3 separate regions of the Homo sapiens genome follow, and all the other regions are linked to region 1. A link is an interaction called in ENCODE POLR2A ChIA-PET data of the cell type or tissue named here. Cell type or tissue: MCF 10A. All regions are shown on one strand.

What was found. ChIA-PET counts read pairs that join two places held together with the same protein. Peaks named below come from ENCODE experiments on the same cell type or tissue, not always from the same donor. Only the 100,000 strongest peaks of a DNase experiment are listed, where the experiment ranks them.
Region 2: POLR2A ChIA-PET joins it to region 1 with 19 read pairs; 3 of 35 experiments call an interaction of 5 or more read pairs at or near these places.
Region 3: POLR2A ChIA-PET joins it to region 1 with 10 read pairs; 23 of 35 experiments call an interaction of 5 or more read pairs at or near these places.

Annotation. Positions count from the first base shown.
Region 1 is chr12:94,099,140-94,101,639 of GRCh38, reverse strand. LOC124902986 (a long non-coding RNA gene) reads right to left here and starts at 27. Exons shown (of 2, transcript XR_007063409.1): 1 at 1-27. RefSeq lists enhancers at 41-549, 550-1,059. In MCF 10A, a CTCF peak has its summit at 85 (motif pointing right); DNase peaks (open chromatin) are centred at 79, 1,249 and 1,819.
Region 2 is chr12:94,045,612-94,048,111 of GRCh38, reverse strand. It overlaps LOC105369913 (a long non-coding RNA gene), which reads right to left. Exons shown (of 4, transcript XR_945223.3): 3 at 1,034-1,165; 4 at 74-270. Among named protein-coding and RNA genes, the nearest start is that of PLXNC1, 100 kb to the left of the region's middle. In MCF 10A, no CTCF peak of the experiment used is centred here; no DNase peak of the experiment used is centred here.
Region 3 is chr12:93,565,914-93,568,413 of GRCh38, reverse strand. SOCS2-AS1 (SOCS2 antisense RNA 1) reads left to right here. Exons shown (of 4, transcript NR_038263.1): 2 at 1,255-1,350; 3 at 1,444-1,670. Among named protein-coding and RNA genes, the nearest start is that of SOCS2-AS1, 4.2 kb to the left of the region's middle. In MCF 10A, no CTCF peak of the experiment used is centred here; no DNase peak of the experiment used is centred here.

The DNA.
Region 1 (2,500 bases):
TCGCGCGAGGTTCGAACAGGCTGCAAGACCAAGGCACCGCGCGTGCGGACTGATCTTCCTCACCCCCGGCAGAGGGCGCCCTTCTCCCGCTCCAGCGCCCCGCCGGGCGAGCCCCTCCAGCCGCGCCCTGAGCCCTGCCTCGTCCAGGCCGGGTCTCCAGCGCCAGGTGCCTGCAGCCCTACACTGGGAGAATTACAAAGCTACTTCTGTCTGACATTGGGCACAGCCTTTGAATGTCCCGTTCCTTTTGCTCCTAGCTGACTTACTGCTCATTTTTATTTTCCTAAGTGAATATTGAAACTTATTTGCATTTTATGGAGCTCCTGGTAACAGAGGGATCTTACCTGGCAGGGTGAGAATCCCGCTAAGGAAGTTGGCTCAGGACGGAGGTTCTCGCCAGGGCTCACCCACAAAGGGAATAATCCTATCTATGAGACAAATAATTTCCTTTAAAGCTTGCAAAGGGGGGCGGACGCGGTCGCTCTTGCCTGTAATCCCAACACTTTGGGAGGCTGAGGCCGGCGGATCACTTCAGGTCAGGAATTCGAGAGCAGCCTGGCCAACATGGTGAAACCCGGTCTCTACCAAAAATACAAAAATTAGCTGGGCGTGGTGGCTCGTGCCTGTAATCCCAGCTACTCGGAGGCTGAGACAGGAGAATCACTTGAACCTGGGAAGCAGAGCTTGCAGTGAGCCAAGATCGTGCCACTGCACTCCAGCCTGGGCCACAGAGCCAGACTCTGTCTCAAAAAACAAACAAACAAACAAACAAACAAACGGGTTTTCCTGTGTCAAGCTTAACCGATTCTATTTATCTCTTTCCTCTTCATGAAAAGGTTGATTTATTCATTTCTCAACCGATATTTTACTGAGTACCTTCTGTGTGCCAGGTACCAGGGTGAAAAAGGCAGAGTTGATTCCTGGTTTGGGTGGAGCCGATGGTCTAATAAGGGAAGATATATTGAATAAACACGTTAATTGGTCATACCTAAGATAAACGCTACACAGGAAAAACAGAGACTTCTGGAGGAGGCTGCAACAGGGAACCAGCTGAAGTCCTCAGCTGAATCTCAGGCATCCTTTCCCTCCTAGAAGCTCTCTTCTCACTTCCTGCTGCTGCAAACTGATAAAAATAATAGCCTCCCAGAAGCGGATGGTGAGTCAGTGCATTCAAGGCTGCACATCCCCAGGTGAGGTAACAAGAGTCAGGGTCTGGCTGAAATCTCCTCTCCCCGTTCGCACTCCTGGGCTGAGTGCCACTCGGCAAGGCGTGAGCCATTTTGCATGATGAAGTCCACATTACAGATTTCTTCTGACACCTGATGACTAACAAGGTCTGAAAACAACAAGACACCTCTAGGCGCTGCATCCTCCTCCTCCTCTTCAGTGTTTATGGAACACCTCCTAGGTATTGGGTGGGTGTTTTGTGCCAAGGATGCAAGCAAAACATTAGAGACAAAAGGAGGAATAGAATATGCCAAAGGCCAAGGAGGGTATGAACTAGTGGTTCCCAGAGTTTGAGCTTTTATGAGCAGCTAAAAGTGAGAGCTTTATTAACTAGGATCAGACATTGATAATTAGGTCAAAGGATAAAAGAGGTTCAGCCTAACAGTGGCCTAAACAAGACAGAAAATAAAAGTTTATCTCTATCATGAGAGTCCACAGTCCAGAGTCTCACTGAGTAAGGGAAAGGTGAGGGTGAGCGCTTTGCTGCCCTTCCTGTGATATTCTCAAAGGAAAGACGGGGGAGAAAGAGGAGACTCACACAATCCATTCTCCACCCCGCAGCTGCAGCCTGCGTACTCTTTGAAATATGTCATTCAGATCGTTATCCTGCTTCTCATCTTCCTGTGGCTTTCCATAACTGGCCAGAAGCCCTCCCACAACCCCCACCGCCCTGCCTGCCTCCACCACCTGCTCCTCGCTCATCGCACTCTGGCTGTAGCGCCTGCCTTCTTTCTGCAACTTGCACACGCCAAGCTCTTCCTAAAGCTATGCCTATGCATGCACAATGTCCTCTGGTTGGAAGGCCCTTTCTGCAGCTCCTTCTATGGCTTGTGCATCTCCACCTTAGGCCTTAGTTCAAGTATCTATCACCTCCTCAGAGCACCCTTCCCTCAAGCCCTGGTGGGCAGTGGCTCTGCCACCTACATAGCCTCATAGTCACTCCCTCTCTCATGTTCCTGATTATGTCTTTTTCTTTTAAGAGACAAGGTCCACTCTGTCATCTAGGTTAGAGTGCAGTGCATGATCATAGCTCAGTGCAGCCTTGAACTCCCTGGCTCAAACGATCCTCACACCTCAGCCTCCTGAGTAGCTAGGACTACAGGTGTGTGCTACCACGCCTGGCTAATTTTTAAATTTTTTGTAGAAATGGAGTCTCACTGTGTTGCCCAGGTTGGTCTCTAACTCCAGTCCTTAAGCGATCCTCTGACCTCAGCCTCCCAAAGTTTTGGAATTACAGGCATGAGCCACTGTGTCAGGTCCCTGATTGTGTCCT
Region 2 (2,500 bases), 54 kb after region 1:
TTACTGCAAGTCAGAGGCATTTATTAATGCTGCTAATAATAGTACCTAGCAGGGAAGGACTGGCACAAACATGCAAGAAGCAGCGTTTCCCTTTACTGTGCTTTCATTGTTCACTGGAACATGACAGATGGAGATAAATTCAGACTTGCCTTTTCAGTTCCGTCACTTGGGTTACTGATCCCATTACTAGAAGTTGTGCTTTGCTGGTGCCCGTAGAAACATGCAGCAAATAACAGGCTGTAGGGTGTTCTCATGCTCCATTCGTGCAGCCTGAAACAGAAAAGTTTGGTTTCTGAGAAAGCTGCAGGTTCCATCTCTGTAGCCTGAGGTTGTTTTGAAATGAGGCGGCCATAAAAGCTGAGCACAAGCCGAATCTTGCCTGCCTTCTTGCTTGCAAAGTGCAAAAAGGCAAGCAGAGAAAGCAAAATTACCTGTCTTTGTGTGCCTTTGTGTATCCCTATCTCTCAGTCTTTTACTTTGAAAAATTTCTCTATTTAGAACTGTGTAAATTGATATCAATTGCTAATCTCATTGAAGCCAGGTTTATGCCAAAAACTATGCAGGGAGCCTCCCAGGTATTATTTCTTTTGAACCTCGATAACTCAGTGCTATGTTGTTATTCCCATTTCATAGAGGAGGAAACCAAGGCAGGGAGAAATTCAGGTTATATGTTCAATGTAGCACAGTTGGTAAGGGGCAGAGGTAGAATTTGAACCTGTGTTTTTGTGACCCTAGAACCTGCAGTGGCAACCCCAATATCCTATTGCCTGTTGAGAGAGCAGAGGAGAGTTTGCAATCTCCAGTTGCTTCTTTCCACCACGGGCTGGCAGCTACTGGCCATTCCTATTGTGGAAAGCAAAAGGCATCCCAGCCTGGGAAACCAGCTGGATTTCATCACATCAGCTGAAGTCACGTCAGCTGACTTCAGGTCAGCTGAAGGTGTAGTCACCTGCCTCCACTTCCACTTTCCCTTCACAACTCTCTGTCACCCCACTCACCCCAGTCCTGACACACCAGATGGCTGCTTTTCTACCTGGTTAGTTACTGGGTACTGCAGGCCTCTGTTTCTCCAGGCTTCTTCACCAGTGTTTCTGCTGCAGGATAGGTTCAACGCAGCTTTCGTTGGCTGGTCTAGGACTTGATACAGTGGGCTGCACACTGAGCTCTGAACCAGGAATTCACAAATAAGTTGTTAGGACCTGCCGTGGTCTGAATGTGTTCCCTCTCCCCTCCCCCCAACAAATTCATATGTTGAAACTTAACTGCCAATGTGATAACATTAAGAGGTGGGGCCTTTAGGAGATGAGTAAGTCATGAAGGCTCTGCCTGTTACGAATGGGATGAGTACTCTTATAAAAGAGCTCAAGGGAACTAACTAGATCCCTTTTGTCCTGCCTTCTGCCATACGAGGACATAGCAATAAGGCACCATCTGAAAGCAGAGAGTAGCCCTTAGCAGACACTGAATGTGTTGGTGCCTTGATCTTGGATTTCCCAGCCTCCAGGACTGTGAGAAAATAAATCTCTGTTCTTTGCAAATTACCCAGTCTTGGATATTGTGTTATAGCAGCAGAAACGAACTGAGACAGGACTCTACTCATGTATTGTTTGATGAGTCTCCCGTAGTCCTGCCATAAGAAACTGAGTGCAGGCCAGGTGCCGTGGCTCACGCCTGTAATCCCAGCACTTTGGGAGGCCGAGGTGGGCAGATCATGAGGTCAGGAGATCAAGACCATCCTGGCTAACATGGTGAAACCCCGTCTCTACTAAAAAATGCAAAAAATTAGCCGGGCGTGGTGGTGGGCACCTGTAGTACCAGCTACTCAGCAGACTGTGGCAGGAGAATGGCGTGAACCCGGGAGGCAGAGCTTGTAGTGAGCCGAGATCGTGCCACTGCACTCCAGCCTGGGCGACAGAGGGAGACTCCATCTCAAAAAAAAAAAGGAAAAAAATAAAGGAAACTGAGTGCAAAAACATGCCCGTGCAAAAGTGATCTGTTGAGAGTAATGTATCATGTTGTGAAGGGGTTCACTCACTGTGAGAACATGGTGGAAATGAAGAACACTAGCCTGGGATTCAAGTGAAGCTGTCCTTTCCTGAGCGCTTACTGTGGACTGGGCACTGTGCTGGCCTCTTGCCTACCTGATTTCATGCAGGCCTCAAAATTGTTTTGTGAAGTAGGCTGCCTTATCGATATTTTACAAATGAGAAAACTGAGGCTAGATATATTAACTGGCTTTTCAAGGGCGGTTTGACTTGTAAAGTGGAGTCTTCAGTTTCCAATGCCAATGTTCTTTTTTCTTTCTTTCTTTCTTTTTTTTTAACTCAGCTACTAATTTACTTTATAATCTTAAGGGGAAAAAAACCCTTTTGGCCTTATTTTCATATCTTTAAAATGAGAGGTTAGATTAGATCACGGTTTTCTAATTTGTGTTCCAAGAAACTCCTAGTTAGGTGATCATAGCTACAGGCTTTTGAGCTACTCAAACTTGGATTCGGGT
Region 3 (2,500 bases), 530 kb after region 1:
CTCTGTTCAAGTTACACTGGACTCCTTGCTAATTCTAGAACTCATTAGCCTTGCCCCTGCTTCAGGGTCTTTGTATTTGCTGTCTCCTCTACCTCTCATGCTCTCCTTTTAGATAGCTGCAAGGTTTACTCCCTCACTTCCTCAAATCTTTATTTAATGCCGCTTTCTTAGTGAGACCTTGCCTGTTGGCTCACTCAGAATTGACCTTCCCCCTGCACATTTCTCTTTCCTCCCTGCTCTAGTTTTTTCCTTAATCATGTTCACCATCTAACCTAGTTTATGTCTTATTTCTCCAGCTTACTTTCTCCCCAACTCTGCTTCATGTATTTGTACTTGCATTGTTCACAGCTGTAGTTCAGCACCTTGAACATAGTTCTTAGCATGTAGTAGGCATCCAATATAATCATTGAATGAATGGATGGATGAATGAATGGATGGATGAATGAATGAATGCATTAGCACCATGGCTTTAAAGTTAAGCTGTCCAGGTATGAATCCTCACTCTGCCACCACTTGCTACATATGTGATCTTTGGCAATTTATTTAGCCTCTTCTGGAGATGATCATGGTCCCTACCTTACAGGGCTGTTGTGAGAATTAATTGAGCTAATCTATGAAAAGTGCTTTGGAACTTAGCAAATACTTAATAACAATTAGCTGTTATTTCAACTGTCATCCTTTTACTCTCGGTGAGTTTGGATTTTTCTGTCTATGGATAAGATTGTCTTACATTTGCCTATGTAAAATTCAATGGTCACCTCCACCCCCACCAAACCTCCCATCCTGTGGCTTCCAGAGAACTTCATGTAGTTGGTTCCCTGGAGCGCCCTTTCGGCTTTAAAATTTACAGGTTTCCAAAGTGATTCCATTTGTTCCTAGATTTTCAGACCATATCTATTCAGTGTGGCAGATTCATGGCTGCAGTGATGAACGGTTATTCTCCATGAGGAGCGAAGGGAGAAGATTTTCACAAAGCTGGAGCATTTCCTCCACTGCCTGCACTGAGGAGTTGCCAAGGCTTGAAAATCTCTTCTGTGTGCCAAACCAGAACTGGACATTTCTGGTTTTGCAATGCAGACGTTCTAGTACTGGAATTAACAAATGCTCCACACTGAGCTACTGCCAAATTGCCAGGAGAGTTTTTCAGTGTTTGTTTGGGGGATAGGGTAACAATAGGATGGCCTTTGGAGATTGTGTCTGACACACCTGTGGGCAGAAGGTAGGCTTTAAGTATCCACCATCTCTTCCTTTTAGAGTTTGCCATCTCCGTACCACCACCACCACCACACACAGCACCCTCAAGACTCCCTGTGATCCTGGGATGCACTCAACGAAGAGTGTGTGGCCCAGGTGAGCCAATGGGAATGACTCGAGCTCTTGGACATAGAGGTTTGTCCAGTATCACAAGTCCAGTAGAACCAACCAGATTATTTTTATTTTCAGGATTTGATGGAAATGCTACAAGAGAAGCAGGCTCTCCCCTTCTGAAATGATGAGTGATAATGACCATACAGGTCAACTTTTCCACCACTTGGAGGGAGCCTGTCAAAGAACAAAGGCAACAGAGAAGAGAGCAGAGCTGAGGTTGGGTGAGAGGGAGAAATTCCTGAGTGCTTGAATCCCACATGCCGGAAGCCGCACCACACTTGGACTTCTCAATACAGGAGCCAGTGAGTTTATTTTTTCCTGACCTGGTTGGATTTGGGCATTCTCAAGAGTTTGGGGGTTGGGTGGGGGGCATTTAGGGGAGAGAGCAGAATGCAGAATTGAGAAGGGGAAGAAGAGAGCTGCCTTCCACTTTAATGAGCATCTCCTACTTTTCCTCTGGTGCTTCTCAGCACTAAGTCCCTTTTACAATATACTGCTTGCTCCATCCCCATAATGGAGGACACTCACTGGTAGACAAAGGAAGAGGGAGAGGAGCAGAGCTGATGCCACTGGCATTAGTGCTCTGGGCCCAGGATGGGGCAGGGAGCAGTGAGGCAGATGGCTTTCTCCTGGACTTCTGGGACCCAAGAACATGGTAAATGTCCATGCCGTCTGTCTTTCCGCCCACAGAATGGAGGGGAAACATGTTCTAGGACAGCAGTCATCAATCTTATTTAAGACATGAATCAATCAGAAATTCCGGTAGAATCTAGAGACCAGAGGTCACAAACCACCTGCCTATCGGGACCATATTTGACTCACTCAGAGTGTTCTGGTTGGTATGCCAGGATTCTCTAAAGAAAATGTGAACTAAATTGAGATTTCATCTCCAAAGAGAACCAGATTTCTGCTTTCTCTTAATCAGCCATAAGGTCTGTCAATACTGGGTCCCATTTCCTCAAGGCAGTGATCAACTGAAGCAGAGGAGTGAGTGCCTGCCTTAGAAGGCATGTGCCCTCCCGTTTGCCCAATCCTCACCCGCCCCAAGGTCTCCCCAACACTGAGCATTGCTTGCCTTTTGTCATCACCCTTGCATTACTGTTTCTTATGGTGGAGAGATATTTATTTGGAC